2 separate regions of the Mus musculus genome follow, and region 2 is linked to region 1. A link is a loop called in an ENCODE intact Hi-C map of the cell type or tissue named here. Cell type or tissue: left cerebral cortex. All regions are shown on one strand. Each heading gives the region's core, and the rest is flanking DNA. Links, peaks and the distances in the headings are about the cores only. Region 1 overlaps Hecw2 (HECT, C2 and WW domain containing E3 ubiquitin protein ligase 2). Region 2 overlaps Hecw2 (HECT, C2 and WW domain containing E3 ubiquitin protein ligase 2).

The links. Peaks named below come from ENCODE experiments on the same cell type or tissue, not always from the same donor. Only the 100,000 strongest peaks of a DNase experiment are listed, where the experiment ranks them.
Region 2: a loop joins it to region 1, with 2.0 times the contacts of the local background. A loop is called at or near these places in 2 of 42 quality-filtered maps.

Annotation. Positions count from the first base shown.
Region 1 is chr1:53,817,774-53,828,918 of GRCm38, forward strand. It overlaps Hecw2 (HECT, C2 and WW domain containing E3 ubiquitin protein ligase 2), which reads right to left. Exons shown (of 29, transcript NM_001001883.3): 27 at 10,112-10,197; 28 at 9,103-9,215. Among named protein-coding and RNA genes, the nearest start is that of Mir7681, 26 kb to the right of the region's middle. In left cerebral cortex, for the core only: no CTCF peak of the experiment used is centred there; a DNase peak (open chromatin) is centred at 6,181; H3K4me3 peaks cover 292 bases; H3K27ac peaks cover 1,142 bases.
Region 2 is chr1:53,886,408-53,897,552 of GRCm38, forward strand. Hecw2 (HECT, C2 and WW domain containing E3 ubiquitin protein ligase 2) reads right to left here. Exons shown (of 29, transcript NM_001001883.3): 15 at 4,719-4,853; 16 at 1,176-1,278. It also overlaps the pseudogene Gm24251. Among named protein-coding and RNA genes, the nearest start is that of Mir7681, 43 kb to the left of the region's middle. In left cerebral cortex, for the core only: a CTCF peak has its summit at 4,156; a DNase peak (open chromatin) is centred at 4,160.

The DNA of each region.
Region 1 (11,145 bases), core at 4,875-7,374:
ACATCTGAGGAACAGAATTGAAGGGGAAAAAAGCTTGAGAGGATTTTTAAGGGACTATTCAGTGGCAGTATGGAGTAGCTTGGGGACAATGGTCAAGTTTGAGTCAATCCAGAAGCAGCCTGGGAGACACCAGGGGATTTTTAAGTGACCCAACTGTCACTGAATCTCAGGCTTACTGGAGAACAGAGATAAACCGTGGGGACATTTTGGAGTATTTCAGAGTCACCCAAGGCTCTGAGAGAGCTCTATTCACAACAGAGAGTTTGGGTTTTGTCCCTTGAGATTCTAAGTAAGATGGTTGGGGGGGGGGCAGGGGGTCCTGGTGATCTGCATTTTAAGATTCACTCCAAATGAGTCAAATGTAGGTGGTCTCCACCATGGAGAGACATCAAGCCAATTAGAAATACAATATCTAAAGTGGATATCCACACTGACATTCCGTGTGCTTTGCAGATTTTTCCAAACTGCATACAAACAAGCCAGCATTGCTAATAAGGAAATTGAGGAAGTGTGGTTAAATACATTGCCCAACATTTACCATCAGCTTGTCGTATGAGCCAAGTATGAGAGAGAGAGAGAGAGAGAGAGAGAGAGAGAGAGAGAGAGAGAGGGAGAGAGGGAGAGAGGGAGAGAGGGAGAGGGAGGGAGGGAGGGAGGGAGAGAGAGAGAGAGAGAGAGAGAGAGAGAGAGAGAGAGAGGCAGCAGCAAGCAAACAAAACAAAAACTTCTGGGGCTTTTCCGTGCCCTACAAAAGTGAGCAGAAAACACCAGGAGGGCCACTGGACTGTGTTGAAATTGGCAGCAAAAGTGCACCCAGCTTTTCAGTCTCAGTGAGAGAATGTTTCTTCAAATCTTCCAAAGCTAGCCACCCTGAAGCCATAATGAGTTTACCTCACTTTAGTCTTTGCAGCCAGAACCACTCAGGAATAGCAGGTCTGAACCCATCCTTGGGAAACCATGCTGGCACCAATACCAAGGTTTTCAAGACCTCCTGATCTATGGTCTGACTTAATGGCTTTCTGGATTTTTCTGATATTAAACAGGGGGGCCATAGGCTTGCCCTCTTTTGGATTTCATATGGTTAGTCAGTTATCTAACCCAGTAAGCATCACAGCTATGTTTTTATAAGCCACTTAAGTTGATTAACAGCTCTCTGCCTGGAGTGAATGTACTTACTCATTCTCTTATTCTACACCCAAAAGTAATTTTTTTGTACAAGCACCCAAAATGCTAGACAAAGAAGAAATTAAAATCAAGATTATAAAATAGAGAGACAGAGACAGGAAAGGAAAACCATGAACCCTATTGTAAGTAACAGGTATAATACAAAAATAAAATGTGTTAGCATGAAATAAATCCTTTTCTGAATTAGAATCTGCCAGCATGCTCTTCTTTGTTTGCAGTGATATCTCACGCTTCACATCTCAGTTTTCTTATTCCTATTTATACTTTTTCATCAAGAAATTTGTCAATCAAAACTAATACTCAAAACACCCTAGAAGTGGGGCAGCGGTGGTACACACCTTTAATTATAGCACTTGGAGGCAGAGGCAGGTGGATCTCTAAGTATGAGGCCAGCCTGGTCTACAGAGTGAGTTCCAGGACAGTCAGGGCTACACAGAGAAACCCTGTCTCAAGAAACAAAACAAAACAAAACAAACAAATAAAAAAGACAAAAACACCACCACCACCCTGAAGAGTTATGCATGGATCCTGAGACATTATTTTTCAATGTCAAATTTTCTTTGGCAATGTGTGTGTTCCCAAACTGACTTATCAAGTCCAAATTTTACTTAGTTGCAGGTATCTGGAGAAGAGGGCTCGCTCACAGTCCTGTGGGCTGTTGTGCCTGGAGGAAATGGCTCTTGCCTGCTTTGGTGTATCCTCAGGGATTCTGTGCTCACATCTCCATCCTGTTCTGGCTTTTCAAGTTCCCAGTTCAGGAGACCAGTGGGTGCCTGGGAAGAATCTAATCCATTCACTTCTAGAATCTCACTAGTAGAAAAATACCTGCTGGGCAGTGGTGGCACACACCTTTAATCCCAGTACTCGGGAGACAGAGGCAGGTGAATTTCTGAGTTTGAGGCCAGCCTGGTCTATAGAGTGAGTTCCAGGACAGCCAGGGCTATACAGAGAAATCCTGTCTCAAAACCAAAACAAATCAAAACCAAAAAACCAAAAAACCAAAACCAAAACCAAAACCAAAAAAAAAAAGAAAAGAAAAGAAAAATACCTCTATTTTTTCCCATCTTAAAGGTCCCACATCATGAAAGTTTGCCATGCGAAATGGCTTTGGTGATCAAAATTTAAATCTTCCACTGTATGACACCTTCTTATTACTTCACTTGCCAAACTGAATGCTCACTGAGCTCTTCGGGCACATGAGGAAGAAAGGTTTGTTCTTGAAAGAATTCCCATGCACAGCAAATAAAGCCTAAGGGTCAGGCAGCCTGTGCTCTGTACTGGGCAATCTGCCCAGGGCAAGTCGTTCTAATAAGGCCCAGCGTGCCTTTGGATAGTTGGTAAACCATTAGTCCCAGATCTGGGATGTATTTTTTCCTGAGGACTGAGATGCCATTGTCTAATTAATACAAAAGATTCCTGTGGGTTATATGTGGTTCAACATACAAGTCTGTTCAGTTACAAGTTGGGGAAGGCTTTGAAGAGGAAGCTGTCCATGCCAAGGTTAGAAGGGTTTGTAGGTGTGCAGGGCTTTCCTGGATCAACAAGAAGGATGTTTCCCAACAGATAAGTCTGGAAGCCTGGGAGAGAAAGCACTGTGTCATCAGGAAACCAGAGAAATGCAAGTGACAAGGCCGGAAAGGGAGGATGGCCAAAGGAAGGCTGGGTGTCCATGCAAAAGTCCTTTCCAGTTATTTGATGGATGAGAGAGAACAGTGGCTGGGTGTGCAGGGAGACAGCAGAGGTACCACTAAACAAGGCAGAGAATAGAAGATGGAGATAAAGGACAGAAGATGAAATAAGACCCTAAGTGACAGGGTTCAGTGGAGGTTCCCAGTGCCAGTTTTCTTAGCCTGGGTAGCATTATTAGCAAAAATAAAGGTAAAGCTTGCCATAATTTAATGTTTTTAATTCTTTTAAAATGTTAATAATTTCTCTAGTATCCTTATTAATTACCTTCTTGAGCTAGGAAGTTTAGAACATAAACACTTGCTGACACTAGGTCACAAATATCTACCTATATAACCTATGGCGGCACACAACTCCCGATCACCAGTCAATAAATACAAACTAAAGGGAACGAAACCTAGGCTAGTTCCTCCAACTACTTGTTTGCATAGTATTTGGTGTGCAAAATCCTGGCTGTTTGTTCATGCCACTTTTCTCCGTACGTTTTAGGGCCACTCGCACAGAGATCTCTGTGTGTGTCACAGAAGCACTCGTTTGAAGTCAGAGTTGGGAATTCCATGTTTCTAAGTCTTCTCATGAGGTCACCTTAGCGGAGATGCCTGATCTATGAGTACAGTGGAGAGTGCAACAGCCGCAGGAATTCCTGTCCTGCAGGTAACTAGCAGAAGAAATGCCCCAAACGATGCATTCCAAGCAAGTTCCTTCTTCACCTACATCTACTGACCGCTGTGTTAGCCTTCACTTAATTTGTGCATTAGTGTGTGTTGCCTCATTTAGACTTTAAAACTTCGTAGTGTGGATGCTAGTATCGGTCCTCAATTTTGTTTTGTGTTTTGTTTTGTTTTGTTTTGTGTTTGTTTGTTTGTTTGTTTGTTTTTTCGAGACAGGGTTTCTCTATATAGCCCTGGCTGTCCTGGAACTCACTCTGTAGACCAGGCTGGCCTCGAACTCAGAAATCCACCTGCCTCTGCCTCCCAAGTGCTGGGATTAAAGGTGTGCACCACCACCGCCTGGCAGTCCTGAGCTTTTGAGATGAACATAGAAAGTCAAATTTAAAAACATTCTACAAACAGTATGCCTTGGGTGTCAAGTGTTCAGCTCACTGGTAAGGTCAAATGCGAACTAAACTTCATGGGTGAATTAGGTAAGTCCTCTAACAGAAATAAGGCATCCAGAACGATGAACAGAAATCCTGAGTGATGAAGTCGGGTGGACTCTTCTGAGGGGGTTACATCTCAGCTGAATTCTCAGGGATGTGGACCAGCAGAAAGTAGACTTGGGCAGCAGGTCCCACAGTCTTCAACTAGAACTGGATCTTTATGTTTGAAGAACAGCCAAGAGGTAGTGGCTAAGGCAGGTGTGGGCTGAGAGGTCTGAGTTAGGGTCCTGACCAGGTCTCCCACCTTCCAGTGCTTCAGAAGGAGCCTGAATTTTATTTCAGCAACTGAAGGCTGCAAGTAGGGGAGAGAGATGATCTTAACAAGTGGGATGAATAATATGAGGGTGGATGAAGCAGAGTAGGAGGAGTCTGGCTGGCTGCCTGCTGCAGTGATCCAGGTGAGAGGTGAGTGTGTCATGGAGTAGGCTGGTGATAAGAGATGAACCTAGTTTGTGCTCTTGAAGCCAAAGGAAAGGAACAGCTTAATCTTTAGCAATTGTGTTGCTTGTTGCCCACCAATAATAAACTTACAGATTGATTTATGAAACAGCTTTCAAGGTCTGTTAGTAAATTTGACTTGGATTATGTCATCTCCTACTGCAGGTAGCAAGATAATCTCTTCATTAAAATTTTGCAAATTCTTTCAATGTTTTCTTTTTACCAGAGTCTATTTTTAGAGCCCCCTCCACCCCTCCCCCCCAATTTAAAGATAGGGAACTTTGAAGCTGGTCTTGAACATTCAACCTCTTTGTCTCTGCTTTCTGGAATTACAGGTAGGATAGGCACCACCTGGCCTGGATTCACAATCTACTTTTATAATAAATTACCTACCTACAAAGCAAAGACCAACCCAAAAGTGCTATCACGTTTACATATGCTAATAAGCTCATAAATTGATTCAATGGAAGAATAAGGTAAAAATCTTTAAGTATTTCGGTTATAGGGAACTGAGTGGGTGGGCAGGGGGTGTTGAAGAGAGAGATTGTTTTAGAGGTTAAACTATGAGAACCTATCAGAAGCCCTCTCACATTAACAGCCTCACTGGACACCAGCAGCAGGACAGATCCACAAAAGGGACACCAATGGGTGTCCAGAACTCATCCTTATCCTTTTTTTTTTTTTTTCTTAAATTGTGCAAAGAGCCATTTTATTTCAGGACTCCTCTGTGCTTTTCTATTGACTAGCTGAAAGAGGGCCTGGATGGTAAACGCTCTTTTATTGGAGGAGGAAAAAACTGCATTATTGATGATACTGCAGAGCAATAAAAGACATGGAAAGAGGTTCATAATTAATGGTGTGAAACACACACACACAAAAATCAGCTTGCAGACAGGTTATGCAGCACAGTTTTTGTTTTCAAATCTGTACACGTGTGTGTCCACATGCGAGCAACTTAAGGACGAGTAGAAGCAGACACTCCAGACTGTTGGACATTTGACTGGAGATATATATATATACTTTATACACATTTAATGTATTTACATTTTAAATATTTTCCTTGGCATGTTTGCAAAAAGTTTTCCTTTTATACCACAAATAAAAAGTATAATTTTCCAGTGAGAAAAAGATTCTCATTAAAGAGAGAGAGAGAAAAAAAAAACAAAACCAAACCTACTATATGTTTCTAGGTCTATTCCATTGGGTGTGGCAGTGTGTGCGCCTCAGACACCAGCACCCTTGAGAGTAAGGCTAAGCCAGGGAATTACAAATTCTAGGTCAACCTGGGCTCCAAAAATCACAAACCAGCAGTGCCGTTCTGTTGTATAAAATCCTTTCCTGGAGACTTCTGTTCCAGAGTGAGTTTACTCCCCTAACTTTACTTTACTCTCCTAACTTCTGGGTTGACATTTCAGTCTTCTCAAATTCATGACACAACTAACTTCCTATATGAACATCTTCTCTTTGGTCAAAGAGAAGCGGCTTCCCCAAGCCTTCCCCAAGCGGCTGCAGTCCCTGCTGCTCTCTAACTCTCTCTCTCCCTCCATTTTCAATCAGCCGGCAGAAACCTCAGATGAACTCAGGAGAGAGCACTGCTCTGCACTTTGCAGACTGGCATGTGAACTGACTGCTTAAGAGGAAATGCCATAAAGTGAGTTTACTCTTTACTCATAAAACCCCCAGAGCTCCAGGGGGTAGGAAGTCTTCTACAGAAATGCAAATGCAGAGCGAAACCAGCAGCCACCAAGCAGAGGAAGTGCAGTAATCCGTTCAGGCTGCTAGTCTCCATGGAAACGCCATTGAGTAAGTCTCAAGTCTCTATCAGCTAAATCACTGGTTACTTTATTACTACAGAAGAAGGGGGGAAAGTCGTGGATACAACTTGTTCCGGCTTCAGAGACTACCATATATACTTTAATAAACACATTTCTTGAGGAACATTTGATCAGAGCTACCCAGGGCTACCACGGAATGAGCATAAGGAATCAAAGAGCACAAGTCACACTAGCTTGCTTGGAAGGTTGAAAGACTGAATTATCTGTCCAAGAGCCTCTCTGTCATCACTCTGGCTTGCAGTGACAGCTGTCACCCTTCACACCCTTCCAACTCTGCGGGTTAGAGCTTCTCATGGGAAGATGATAATATACTTGTGAGAAGGAAGTTTCAAAAAAGTATATTTATTTTTAGTAAGGAGGACATTGGTTCTATCTAGTATATTTGTACAGTATCACAACTTAAATGATAGACACAGAATCACTAAGAGGGAAAAGAATATACTGGAGCTGACTGGCTTGAGGCCTACCAGCCGCCTAGCTCTGTGAAGCCAGGAAACAGCAAGGGGGCGGATGGCTTTAGTGTGTATGTTTTGGTCTTTGGAGTATTAGACTCAGTAATATAAAGCAATGTCACCGATTTCTTTATACTCAAGTGATACTTTAAATCTCATAAAAGGTTATCAGTGAAAAAGTTGCTTCTGATAAAACTTATACTGCTATGTCCTGAAGTGATTTCTCTTATGTTTTTGTCTAAATGAGGTATGTGAGAGAGAGAGAGAGAGAGAGAGAGAGAGAGAGAGAGAGAGAGACAGAAAGCATTCATCTGAGTAGTACGGAAGCTACACAGGTTAAAGATTAAAGGCTTAAACGGAAACAAGAAAGCATACACTCCCTAAAGACTTTCTAATACATTATCTCATTCAGGTGTTAGAAATACTCTCTGAGCCCGGGCATTGTTACTTCTGTTCTATGGAGAGGGATAACACCTTTCTTTGTGCTGCATTATGATAAGGGTAGGAACAGGCGCCCATACAGCAAGAGAGGAAGAATGACAATAGCTCTTACCCAACTGTGCGTTTGCAATGATTCTGACAAACAGCTCCATCTACAATGAGTCAGCCTGAGAACTTTCTGGAACTACCAGGGGAAGTAGCGATGCCAGCATAGACAACCATCAAGACTCTTCAGCAATTCTATGGTGTTACCACTCACTCAACCCAAGCTAACATACCACCCCACCAACTGTCTATAGAAGAGGCAACTGAACCCTGAAATTCACCAAGTAGTGGTCCTGGAGATCCCAAAGTTTGATGGTGACAAAGTGGACCTGGAATCCAGGATTTCTACCTTCACAAGCCCTACCTCCCAGCGTTGTGTATTTATTGTTAGCCACAGTAAAGCAATAGTTTTCAACCCCAACAAAATGTATGATATTGTTGAGAGTCTGGTACAGAGAGGACTCAAATGGAATGAGAACAGATACTAGCCACCTCAGAGGTATGCAACACATCCACAAGACTGAATCCTATTCAACAGCTACCATATGCTACTCCTTTTCAACAGTGATTTATCATCAGAGCTTTGTGCTGGCTCAGGTATGTCAACTCGATACAAGCTAGAGTCCTTTAAGAAGTCAATTGAGAAAATGCCCTGAACACATTGCCTGTGGGCAAGCCTATAGTGCATTTTCTTGATTGATGTTTGATATGGGAGTGCCCAGATCACTGTAGTTGGGACCACACCTGGATTGGTTGCTGAACAAGCAATGGGGAGTAAGCCAATAAGCAGCACCTTCCATGGCCTCTACATTGATTCCTGACTTGAGTTCCTGCCCTGGATTCCCTTGGGTGATAGGTTGTAAGATGAAATGAACCCTTTCTTCCTCAACTTGCTTTCTGGCCACAGTGGTGTTTTTTGTTTTTGTTTTTAAATTCACTTTCAAGGGTTTGGGGTTTTGTTTTGTTTTTTTGAGATTATAATATAATCACTTCATTTCCCCCTTAGCATTCTCTCACCCCAAACTCTTCATGTGCCCTTCTTTGCTCTCTTTCAAATTTATGGCTGCTTTATCTTTGTTTTCTTTTCCTTTTGCTCTCTCTCTCTCTCTCTCTCTCTCTCTCTCTCTGTTTGTAAAAGCATAAATATAACTTGCTCAGACTGTATAATGTGTTTGGATGTGCACTTTCATGGCTGACCACCTGGTTTTGGATGACCAGTTGAGGTGCTCATCCGTCTCAGCCCAGCATGCCTATGGCTCTTTGTCTAGGGTTGTAGCCTTCATTCATGTTAGCATGTCTATTGGTGTTATAAACAGACTTTGAAAGCCAGAAGCACTGTATTCCAAGGCCTAAAAGACATGATGGCTAGCTTAAATTAATAAAACATAGCAAAACTATCTGGCATAGTTGAATGAGAGAAAAACTTCCCTTGACATAAATGACCTAAAAAATTATATATCCAACAAACCAAACTTAAAGTATAGGTAGTGTCGAGGCGTTTCACCCCAGCAATAGAAATCCTAACTACTGTGGCCTTCTAGAGCCAAGCCACAAGTTTAATGACAGATGTTGCCTAACTGAAGCTTGTAAGTCTTCTACCTTTGTTGTGCTTTGTACTTTGACATACAAATGCATGTATTTAACATATAGCCAAACAAGATATTTTGTTTCTCCCCACTTTATTAAAGAAGGTGATTAGAGAGAATATCATCTCTCAAACATTTCTCTTTTCCAGTCTTCACATAAAACAATGATTGATCCATATGCACGTATATTTATTCACATAAATAAAAATAATATAAATATATATTAAGCTGAAGTTTTCCTGCATGTGTTGGGAGTAAAGAGTACTTTCTTTTACCTGGGAAGAGCGGTGATTTTTCCCCATTTTTCCACACAGAATCTTCTTGGACCATTACTCCCTCGGAGAGAAGCGAATCCTTCATAGGGAATGCTGGATGTGCCTGTAACAAACTATCAGCCACAGAAAGAGAAGGGAAAGCTGAAGTCAGAGACCTGATCCAGGAAAGGTACATCATTATTGCTGTAAAGCACTTCCGAGGAAGAGGGACAAGTAGGGAATTTCAGAAGCCAACGTGTCATCAACATAGGACAACTAAAGAGATAAAGGGAAAAAGAATGAAAAGCATTCTGAGTGGCTGGCCTGCTTGGATGTTAAGCCAGGCACACTTCCTACGGCAGATGAACAAAATGAGTCTATTAATTAAACCAAACCTACTTATATAATCCTATTATCAATTTGGTGTAAGTTTTAGGAATTTTGTGGGCTGCAAATCTGAGTTCCATATCCATAATCCAAAAGCGAAATCTAAGTCCAAGTCTAAATTTAAGGCTCCACCTCAGTGTCCAAGAGGCTTCCTCAGATCTAATGCTTTCGTGGAGCCTTACCAACATTACCCTGGACAGTTTTTACAAATGTCACGAAACACAGTGACTTCTTCTCCAAAATGCCATTGCTCTGCAAAGTTTGGAAAGTCAAACTAAGGAAGAGGCCTATATCAACAAAAAAGGGTCCTTTCTTACAGTACTGAACACCCTCCCTTTTTCTGCAAAGGACGCTGACTGCAGAGGGCCACAGGCTGTCACTACAAGGACCCACCTGTCCTGAGGGCATATGGCAACCCAGGTTTTCTGAGACTTGCATTGGCACTTCACTACAGGCCTCAGGAAATGCTTTGATTTGGTTGGTGGTACAGTACACAAAGTATACACTCAAGAGGGTATGGGAATGTCATAGCCAGATAAACAAGGCTTGTATTTATGAAGAATATCTAGCAATTACTAGAAAGTATATACCCTTCCAACAATATATTATTGTGTTAAAGACTGATGACCTAATGGCATCTTACCTGTAACAACCTTAGTCGTTGTTCATTGTTGAATCTTTCCACTGCAGCCCAGAACCACCGAATTACAATGTGATTGTCATGGTACCCTATGGACCAAGCACAAAAGCTCATGTGACTTGGAGTCTTCTATCTTAAACCACCCAGAAATATATGCCAAAAGACTACCACTATACACACAAATCAGCATCCTGGATTCTTTAAATGTTTACAATTTAAGATTAAGGAACAGGACTGCAAATATGACCATACATGTATCAAAAGTTAAATAAGATGGCACAAGTGAAACCAACAGGAAAACTCTGTTTTCATTTAGCAGTGAGAAGAACAACAAAAGAGTTACTTTAGCTCCATCATTTCTGAAAAATACAATTGTGCTGACTAGAAAGGCTTTCAATCATTTCTATAAGAAACGAATCACTCAGTGGTTTCAAATACCATTATTCCAAACACTATACTAAGCTTTGGGGGCAAAGAAAACTGACCCTCTCGGGATTTCCTGATGAAGGAGAGATGTATTAATCACACAATTTATATATGCAAAGAAAAACAATGAAAACAATTTTAAAGCTGCCTATTTCGTTTCCAATTTCTTCCCTAAAAGCTATGTATACTATTCATAATTAATAATGAGACCAAATTACTGTGACTGGAGATGTAGCCCAATGGCAAAGCACTTGCCTAGCAAGTGCAAGGTCTTAGATTCAATCCTCAGCACTACAGAAAGAATTAAAATTAAAATAAACAAAACCAGATTATTTTTTATAATATTTATTAATAAACAGGAAAGAGATCTTTGACTTTTCCAACTAATAAAGCCTAATTATCACAGTTTTACTTTTATTCCATATTTCTGCAGAATTTAATGAAGTGTCAAAAGAATTGTCTCACAAATTTGGGTTAAAGCTGTAGTAACAGGTTTTAAAACCTCTCAGTAAAAGATAATTAAGTTCTAAGAGAGAAGGCTGACATGAATTCATGTGCAATCAATGATTCGAATCAACTGATAGTCACATTTTACAAAAACTGCTTTAATT
Region 2 (11,145 bases), core at 2,906-5,405, 67 kb after region 1:
ATATATTTTAAAAGTTTTTAAAAGGTATCTGCCAAAATATAATTCCAATGTCAATCCAAGGATTCCCTAAATGAACATTTACTGATAGGCAACCTGAAGACACTTTTGTAACAGAATTGTTTTTATATTGCATCCAAGATCAGAGATGAGGTACTTCTTAAGCAATATTTTTTATAGCTCTTGAAGGTTATGCATGCAGTATTTATTAACACATTACATATTAATAATGACATTATCAAATGCAGACAGACATCAACCCTAGATTTCTTATCTGGTGGCTGTGAAACTTATTTTGGTCAAGGGCATTACACTAGACTTTATGACAAAGGGTTTTTGTTGTTTGTTTCTAGGGTAGACTGCAAATACACCCTCCTACCTCACCCCACCTTACCTGCACCCTCCACCCTCACCCTCTTCCCTGCACCAAAAACTGTGTGGTCAAGTTTCCCACATTTGGGGAAACCACAGGGTAGGCTCATCTGCAGTACAATGCCCATCTTCCTGATCATGGTATCTCCCCCACCAGGTAAGTATCTTTGTTTTTGAATGAGCATGTTAAAGTAAAATCAAAGAGAAAGCTGCTCTGATTTAAGATGGGACAGGAAGTCTCTCTGTCTCTCAGTAGTGTGTCCGTTCTGCAAGCCTTAGAGTCTCCAGGTTTGAGACCTTGAATATACTTACTGTCATCATCTCGATGACAGTTCAGAATGGTCTTCAGACCTATAATCTCATGACTATTGATTTCAGCTTACTATTCTGGAGATTGTTGTTGCCTTCTATTTGTTATAAAAGCCTGTAAGAATGTGTCTTGCTTGATTAGTGTATGAAGCTACCATGGATTCACATACCACTTAAATTCTATCTCAGGATGCAGTGTATTTTAATTACATGTTTGTTCAAATGCTTAATTTACAATGATTGCAAATTATCTCATTAGATTTTTTTTTTCCTTTTACAATCCAATACTTGCTAAGTAGGACTATGGGATTTTATAAGGCAGAAGCTCTCTGGGACTCAAGGACAGGGTTCTGTTATATGTTTCTTAAAGATAATACAGTGGTTTTATGATACAAGGTAAAAAGTAGAAGGCAGGCCGCAGGCACAGATCAGCACAGTATGTATTCTATAAAATAATACGACAATACAGATAAAGATTTGTAGGAAGTGCTACATACCCACTGGAACCATGTCCTGGTACTGCGGCCTACTGACCGTATTGAATGTACTGGATGGCCTGGGAAGAACTGGTGGTCCTGCGTGCCGAGAGTCTTCTCCTACCTGGGAATGCAAGCAACAGTTATGTCTGCACCACAAGCCAGAGGACTTGGCACTGGCACCTCAAACCGAGTTGTTCAAAACACTTATCACAGAAAATGACCAACTGATCAGAACAGGTGCTAGCCGTGGGGCTGACACCAGGTCCTTGAAAGGTCTGTTCTTAAGGGTTGGTGCTGGTGGGGGATGTTGACACAGTCCTGTCCTTGAGAGAAGCTGGGTCAGTGAGTATATGTGGCTCGGTGGTTCAATCTGCTTGTAACTACCAAGACTGCAGAAGCAAAATAGTAGACTGGTTCATCAGGAATAACTTCTGCATGGACAGAAACCCAACCTGCCATAATTCAATCAACGGGAACAGCTGGGTGATACAATGTGGATCTGGGCTATGCCAGGATATTCCTTCCTTTATTTAGCTAGGCAGATGAGGGAATTCCCTGCCTCAGCAGAGGTGCTGAGCTGCAGTAAACTTCCTGTGGGACTGTGCATTAGGGCATTATCTCCTCAGAAGCAATTTTACATGCCCATTAGAGGGCCTGGTGCAACAGCTCTTTCTGGTTTGAGCCTCCCACACCAGACAGCTAACAGTAGCAGTTGTGTAAGACCTAAAAAAGGTCACCCTAGCCTGAATTACTTATTGTACCTATTATAGATTTAGAAACCCCTACAAATAGGTATCTACTCATTTGTGTTCTTCCAGGAAACTCTAACATTGCTTTAGTGTCTGTCCTAGAAGGAGGTAATATTGGATTTATAAATTGATACTTCTCAAGTGGAGGTTCTATCTCCTTCTGATGAAATCCTTATAGCCATATCATTATATTGCATTATTATATATTGCAATATATTAACAAATTAAAAATATAACTAATATTACATTTTTTGTGGCACTTTCTAAAGCTCTTCACAATAAAAGCTGCCTTTCTGTCCTCTCCAGGTTGCTTATTCTTCTGGAATGTTCTCATCCAAAGGATAGTTCAAACAGCCCCCTCCTCCATGAAACCTTCCCTTTCCTTCAAGCTGAAGTTAAGTATAGTTCTGTCCTCTGACTTCCCATGGTGTTTGGTATAGATTTCAAAACCAGTTGTTATTATTAACAGGTTTATTATTTGTTTCCTATGCCCTAATACAGATGAAAACAATAAAAAGGAAAGTCATCACTACCTAAAAGAGTATTAAAAATACAGCTTTCTGTCTCAGCTACTAAAAAAGGGTTTTCTTTAAAAAAAAGGGGGGGGGGTTCTTTTTTATTAAATAAATAGTAGGTGGTGTTTATGGGTGCCATGGTGTGCATCTGTAGGTCAGAGGGCAAATCTGTGGAGTGAGTTCTCTCCTTCTACTCTTTTCTGGGTTCCAGGGGGTCAAAGTCAGTTTGTCAACACGTGTAGCCAGGATTTTATACGACCCTCCTCTGCCCCAGCATCCTCATTGACCCTTTCAAAGTTTATCAAGGATTTTTACCCTTATTTTTATTCATTTAAAATATAGTTTTAAATTTGTTATCCACGTTAAGAACATGGGAAATAAGTGTTAATTATTTGTATTTGTTATACTCCCAACCACATGACAGCAGGTGTTTGTTACCACAGCAGAGATACAAGCTTGTCTACCAATTGTAGACATTGCTGAACAAAGCTAGGATGGTAACAGATCCATTATATAACCAGAAGTCTTCTCAGCCTGCTTCTAATGAGTTACTGGGTTTGAGGAAAACAGCCAGCCACTCTGGGGAGACCCAGTCATTCTCTACACACCCCAGGCAGGGAACTTTAATATCTCAATTCACCAGTCTATATGATTTCCTGTGTATCAACATTTCCTAGAACAGCCACAGGTCTTCTCAAAGACCTCACTTCTTAAAACCAGACCACAAGACAGTGGTCAATGCCTCCCAGAAATATAGGTAATGTTTCCAGCTATGTCCACTGCACTCTCAAGTGCTGTACCCTAAAGGGGATTCTCTGAGAAAGGCTGGAGAGTACTGTGGCTGTATGCTGTGTTACTCTGGTTCACTGTTCAGCTCCCAGCAATAGAAGAGAGATTTTCATTAAGTTGCTAATTTACTCTTGGGAGGCCCTGTTCCATGTCTGGATACCCCTAGACCATAGAACTCAAAGTTCTGAGCCAGATGTTCTAAAAGTGTAAGTCTAGCTATTAAACTTGTACATGTTTTCCCAGAAACACTGTCCTGACTGAACAGAAGAGCCACCTTCAGCTTGTGATGTCACAATAAAGTAAGCAGTTAAAGTACACTGTCTATGTGATAAAGCCAGGCAGTGTCCTAATTACACTACATATCTACATGAGGTCCAAGGGCGAGAGTTCAGTTGTATTTGGTAAGATGAATGCTGTTAGTATACTCCAGTTCACTAGTAATGATTTACAGGACATCAAGATAAAGATTTATTGGCTACTCATAAAACATAAATATTTTCGTGCATACCTCACCCTGCATTAGACTTATACATCATTTTTATATGAGCTTCTCATGTATATTCTTCTATAAACAGTGAACACGTAATGCGTTAAAGCAGAATGAACATTAGTGGGAAATTCCATGAGTGGAATTTTGATGAACTAAATCCAATTATTTATTGCATTCATATTTATTTTTTATAAGAAAGCCTTCAGAATATGTGACCTACAGTTTGATATTGGAAACATGATACGCATTTAGAAATGTCAGGCAGGAAAAGACTCTTAATTCCATTTGTCTGAGGGAATTTTTAGAAGCCACAGTATGCTCACAAGGCATAAACTTATATTAAGGAGAAGAAAATTCAACCACAAAAGTCCTTTTATGTATTTAAGTTGTTCAAAGAAAAGGGAAACAAGAAGAGATTTTTGTGTGTTTTGGGCTAGGGTATTGGAGAGCCCTCGTGTGGTTACTATGAACCACTGCAAACTGCCAAGGTAGCCTGTAGTGGGGTGTCCAGTCATACTTAGCCCATCTTCTCTGGACAATCAACACATGCATGCATCGGTTCTGCCAAGTACATTCTAATTTTAGACAATCCCAGCAGGATCCCACAACTCTATAGATTCACCCTCGGATTTAAGAAATTATTCTCTGTAGCTGACAAAACTTTAGCCCACTAAAAACTCATTTGCTTTTTTCTTATGAGACTATCCTTGGGTTATTATCTCCTGTAAGCATATTGCATATTACCAATTCTCTCTGAGTTAAATATGAGACTTTGTTCTTCAACCTTTTATCATATACCCCCAACTATTAAATTTAAAATTGAGCCTAAGAGGTACTTTCATCAACATTCTAAAACTTTTAAAGCATCTAAATGATACACTACAACTAAATTAAACAAACAAACAAAAAAACCCCAAAAAACAAAAACAAAAACAAAATGCCCCAAATAAGCAAACAACAAAAAGGCAATCCATTTACTATCCATCAACTGTTTAGTCCCTAAAGGGCCAGGACTCACCTCACCCGCACTGTGGCTGCGTTGCCTCGTCAGGTGTTGTCGATGAACCAATGCACTTGTGGGCCTACTGCTCTGAAGTGGGAGCCGAGGATCAATGAACGTGGTGGTCCGGGAGTTGTGGTCGACAAAAAACGCCTAGGATACAATCCACTGCATTAGCAGAGTAGTCAACACACACTATACACATGTTGCAGCCAACCAAGAATACGGCACAGTCAGGAAATTACCCACTTCTGAGTAGTAATCTTGGTTTGGTTTTCCCATAATTTCCAATCCTTGGAATAATTTTTTATATCCATTAAGAAAAGGGAGAATAGAGAAAGGCACACCTAGCCTGGATCTGGAATGAGGGAAGCAGGAAGGAACATTATACTTGGTTTTAGAAAATGCTCTAAAAGATAGTCATCTAGATGTGGTCCAAGAAGGATGCCACAGGGTGGACGCTTGGACCTGGGTGTGGCAGCACATGCCTGCAATCCAGCACTCTGACTGTGGGAGCAAAAACATCCTAAGTAGAGGCTACCCTGCGATATGGAGGGAGGTATTGTTTCAAAACAAAACAACAGTCATAGCAATGAGCAAAGGGGGCATTTGGACTCCTTTAACTGCTGCGGCTGGGCTCCTCCCGTACCTGGTTATTAGAAATTTCTAATCATCGGAAATGTCACCATCACACTTCCTTCTTTTCTAATGCTGTCAGCCTCTAGACCCTTCCATTTTCCCAGTGTCCCCTGAGCACCACTCATTTTATTAAGTAAGGTGGTTTCTAGTTGTTCGTAACTCTAAATATTTTTATTCCTTGAGCCTTTTATAAGACTGTTTCTTCTCAGTAGTTTGATGACATCATTACTCTGAAACAAACTTTCTATTGGCTACCCACTATCTCTAAGTCATTCCAAACATTGGCTAGTTTTCAGGGTTCCTAAAAAAATAAAAAATATAAATAAATAATAAAAATCAAAGTATCATAAAACAAAGCAGAAAAACTACCAAGGAAATGTTTCCAGTCCCTTCTCATACTATGGGATTTCTAAGTGCAAAGACTGAGTAGGCCTTCTCCACCTTAAGAGATGAAGCATTCTTTCTCTCAAGGCAAAACACATGAGTGGCAGTCCTCATGGCCTTGTATTGACAAGCTCTGTCCTCAAATTTCATGCCAGCCTTCACTTTATCTAGGTGTCTTATATTCCTGACCTTACTCTAATGTCATGAAGGAACAATCATTCTTATAAACAAGCATGTTTAACTCCTGCCTTTACAAAGCAGATATTATCATCAAGTCTCTTTTTTGTATAAATTAACAGCAAGATTTTATTGTAAACATAATAATATAAGGAAATGTAATATATATAATCATATATATAGTATATAATATTATTATAATGTATTACTTAAGGGAAAATTCAAAAAGTGCTAAAATAGTATTGCCTAATTATGTAGCACTTTAGGAATGCTCTCAAGAGATGGGTGGTGATTAGAGGCACCATGATGCACTTATAATTACAAGCACAAATGGGTGTCTGCATGTAGGTCAGTGCTGATTTGCATATAGTGTCAGAACCTAATTTGATGTTAACAGGCTTGTTTAAAACCCATTCTCTGAAGAGTTATGTAAATGTCTTGAGGGAAGGCACCTTGCCTTACTCACCCTATCCTCCTCAACAGCTTTTAGGGCTGACCTGGGAGAGAAGAGAGGGACCGAGGAAATACCTAAGGGCTCCAAACAGATTCCCAACAAGAGGACAAGGTGACAGCTTTCTCCCTCCTAACTAACCAAGAATTAAAATAACACAAAAATATTTAAAGATGCAGAAAAATTAGAAAGAAATGAAAGGGTTATATGGAATATAAGCTATGAAAACCTAGAGAAGTTAAGAATGTAAACAGGAGTGGAAGTTTTGAAATTCAAATTATAGATATGAATAAACTCAAAATTAAAAGGAATCAAGTATGTTTGCTCTCAGACCCTAGGACAAGGTACTGAGGTGTGTATCTTACATACCAAAGCAGACCTGCCCTCTAGGCTCTCTGAGCATCCCTAAGTCCCTACCCTGCCCCAACTGTGAACTTTCCAGCCCTGGGCTGGGCTGCCCCTCCTCCAGAGGCTCTTCCCTATACAATCCAGACATTTTGCATGTTCTCGTTCTCTCTCTCTCTCTCTCTCTCTCTCTCTCTCTCTCTCTCTCTCTCTCTCTCTCTTCCTCCTCCTCCTCTCCCTTCACCTTCTCTTCTTTCTCTGTGCACAGAACCTTTCTTCCTCCCCACCCCCACCCCCATGGTGACTTCCCTGGCTTCCCTGGAGGCCAGTGAACTTGCCTGAGGGCAGTTCCCCAATAAACCTGCATTTAGTATAATCTAATCTGGCTTGAATGCTTAGGACCTACAGAAGGACTCCCTGCTAATCAATGCTAATGTACTTTTGGGAAAACTGCCTCCAATATTTTAAGGCTCCATTTTCTTCTCTATTAAATTATGATATCATACCTACATTGTGACACCATTCCTATTAAATTATGATGTCACACCTATACAAACTAATGAGAAAGTTCATATACATTTTAAAACATAATTTCTATAGCATTTCAAATAAGTATTACTGTTTGTTATTGTCATGAATAATAGTTTTCAATTTTAAGCCTTTTTTCTAACCATTACAAAGTTTCTTGCTATGGTCCATGCACAAGGCTGGAAAAAGAAGCCACAAGGACCCATAGAGAATCAGTGAAAGCAATTATCCCGGTCTCCTTGTATCTGAGGGTCAAGACTAAGTGGAATACACCACTTGTCAGAGCCTCCTTCCCGGGGACACAGGTGAGTCCTCCTGCTCACCCTCTCCCCTGTTCTCTAAAGTAAGACTGTAACAGCCAACATACTAGGACAATGGAAATGGATAAGCAGGAGACAGAAAGAACCAGGGGGCTCTTGCAACCCCAGGAACCTCCTAATAAACTCAGCTCACTGACCTTTGAACTTTGGCGCGTGGATAAATACACCCTCCCAAATAAACTCTGTATAGGTTTTCCTGGTTACAGTGTAGACATGCCAGTCCTAGCTGGTCTCCCTGAAAGCTCCGCTGTCGAGCAAACATGCCTTTCTAAACTCCAAGCTGGAGCCGCCATCTCCACAGAGGGTTTCCATTATTTGATAAGTAAAGACATCTGAGTATTGGTCACTGTTCACACAGTTGTGCCACAATTGTAGGTTTCAGTGATACAGTTGGGAACTTAAAGCTAGGACCCGAATCCACCTTTCCCCTGACTTCATAACCCAATGAGAACCATCTCCTTTTCATAGCTCTTCTATGCTATTTCCTCTGGCTTCTCTCACACCTCCTCCCAGTCTGGTTTTGGCAAAGCGCTGAAGTATGCCCTCAACTGGGGCTGAGAATCACAGCCACTCACAGGGAGTGGCTTTTCCACTGCTGCAAGCTGAAAACACCGCTTCTGGTTCAGCGGCCCAATCCACACCTGTCCAGTTCTCACTGCTAACATGCTGGAGGCATGGCCATAGGCAGGAAAGAGGTCCTGTGTGCACATCCTAAGGGGCTCTTTGTCAGAATCAGATGGAAAGCGTATATTGGGTGTGCACATGTCCCTCCAGTCTCTAGTACCTGAGAGGAAAGGTCTTGAGAGTCTCTATCATTGCCACAGATCTAGGGCAGGAACAGGAAACAGCGCCCAGGAGCAAGCCAGCACACCTCTGCGTGTGTTTTGGCTCTGCTCAGGGTCCTCTGTGTGAACTTGGATTGGTTTCCTTATTATTTTGCTTTTTTAGCTTATTTGTAAAAGTGTTATAAAAGGGGTGACTCAGGTCACCAGCAAGTTGTTAAAAAGCGTAGGTGACTTTAAAGTGAAATGGGTCCGGGTTTCATTTCCAGCACCACCATGAGTAAGCAAATACAGAGCAAGCATGGAACTTCAGCAGGAAAAGTGTAGGCTGGCTAGCTCCGTCGGTGACACACATCAGTTGGATCACTTTCCACAGGGAATGCTAACTAGTTCAGATGAGCGATGAAGTTGACCTGGTCCCTTTTTTAAAATGTGGGTCACTTTCACCTCACAACTTTTGAATAGCCTGCAATTACTTCTGAGTATCTAACGTGTAACTGTCTGAAACTTCATTTAAAAAGCAATCATCTGAAGAAATAAGTCCTTTTCAAATTAGCTGCTCACAGAGCCCATTTTAAACAACATCATTCCCTACCGCTAAGTTTCATTAAGGAAATCCACTCAAGCTTCACAGTGCTGGGCCAACGAAGAGTAACAGCAGAAAAACTACAAGAAATGCAAATACCCAAACTCAAATCTCATTTAAAAACATCTCCCCTTTCACAGCTTCAGGGCACAGTCAAGAGTCAAGAAATATGGGGTGGTTGCAGCCAAGCGGCACTTTAGCAAGGCCAAACAAAATACATTTCTCTCTTTACACAATTCTCATTTTCTTTAAAAAACAAAACAACAAAACTTCTGTTATTTTAAGCAAAGAAAAGGCCATCAGTATTTATGAAGAAAGACTAACCTCAGGCTCAACAAATGGGAGCTAAAGAAGCTTGAAATTATTTCCAGTTAATATCTGCCAAGCCAGGGAAAAGATATGAAAGAACCATGGAGAGAGAAGAAAACAGAGCCGTCTCCCTGAGCCCACCCCTGGGCCCACAGACAGCCCCAGCTCCTGTTGCTCGCTTTCTCTCATTTACTAGACCAACACCGCTGAAGACTATACATGGAATTATCCAAATCAACACATTTTCTATGGAAGAGAGAGGCGTTGCTATAGAATCTGAAAACAATATATTTTTAAAATTCCAATGCATATCAAGAGGACAATTTTAAAGGAGGAAAAGGGAGGCTCATCTCTCCATGCTGAGATGATTCCTTCAGATTCGAAGAACTTAGATTTTCCTCAGAAACATCCATAACATCCAAGTCTGTTCAGTTCCCTCACTCAAAATGACTCAAAATATATAATATATAATATAACAACTTATATTAATTATACAAAATAACAAGTGTCACTGTGACTGTTTTACAACTGCATTTAATACATTTTTGATCATACTTATCTCCTTGTGCGTTTTTTGACTTGATATCTTTTGCCACCCAAAAAGTAGGCAAGGGGTCCTTAAAAACAGTGAACTCTCTATACATTCAGAGCTTTATTCCGTCTCCTTCTGGACAGCTTGAGTTACACAAAGTTATTTGTGGAAAAACAACTAAAGAGATATGCCACAAAAGCAACGAGTTTGGTTAAATAAATAAAACAAAATAAAGAAAAATAAAATAAAGCAACCACCATATATTTTGCAAAGTAGAGCTTATATTCTAAAAGGGTTGTTTTGTTTTGTTTGAATACAAGTGAGAGTTCTGCATACTTAATTGTCGTTTATCCAATGAGCTGAATAGAACCTGACCCTGTAAATCATGACCACAGGTTTGATGTAGGATAGAAGCCAAGGCCAACGCCGGGGTGGCTGACACAACTCTATAGTTTGGTTGCCTCTGGTCAAACAAGAATCTCCAGCCTTCAGTAACTTCCACCAGGCAAACGTTTATTTTGTTTTCAGATTTTTCCTTCAAAGACAACTGCCACATTGGTGGTCATCACAGTTGGGTGTTTACATCATTCTCATACTAAAACTCCCAAAGTCACAGCTCCCAGTGACAAAGATTGGACATAAAAATGGTTTTCAGATCAGCAGGAAGATAATACAGCATATGATTTCTGGAGGGCAAAACAAAAAACTTTGGGAAAGAATTTTAGCAAAAATTATTATTATTGCTTTATGTTTTTATTTTAAAAACACAAAGTTTAACTTTGAAGCTCCCTGGTTGTCAGAAGCCATCTCGGAAAGGCTAAGGCATGCAAAAAAGTTTTCTGGAGACGGCTCACTGTTTCGCATGGCCTGTGATGGGTGAGCTCTGAGATGCAGGGTCCTTAAGAGATTTCATCCCAGGATTGCTTCTTGCTGCTGATATGCCTTTTTCTGTCACTATTACATAGCCTAATGATTCCTGGGCACCAACCCATCCTATTGGGCAGATTCCTGGCCGAAAAACATGAACATGTATGTACCTCATACAGTAATGCTGTATAGATGAATTAATGATTTCACAATTTCTGATAACAATTTTATAGAATTCTTAAATTGTTACCAATAATCTTAAGCCCTCTACAGAATAAAGCTACAAGTAGAGCTCTGTAAACCTTCATGTTTCACGGGCTAATTACACTGGAACAAATTTGTGTTCAAGGAAAAAACATTCATTCTAGGTCAGGTCCAAGGATGAAGCCGCAGATGGGCACTATGATAAAGAAAGGCCATGTGAAACTGTTGATTTGAACGTATGAGCTTATAGAATGAAACAGTGCTTTGAACTTACTATCAACATCCTTCTGTAACTCCCCTTCTGTGTAATATTTTATCTAG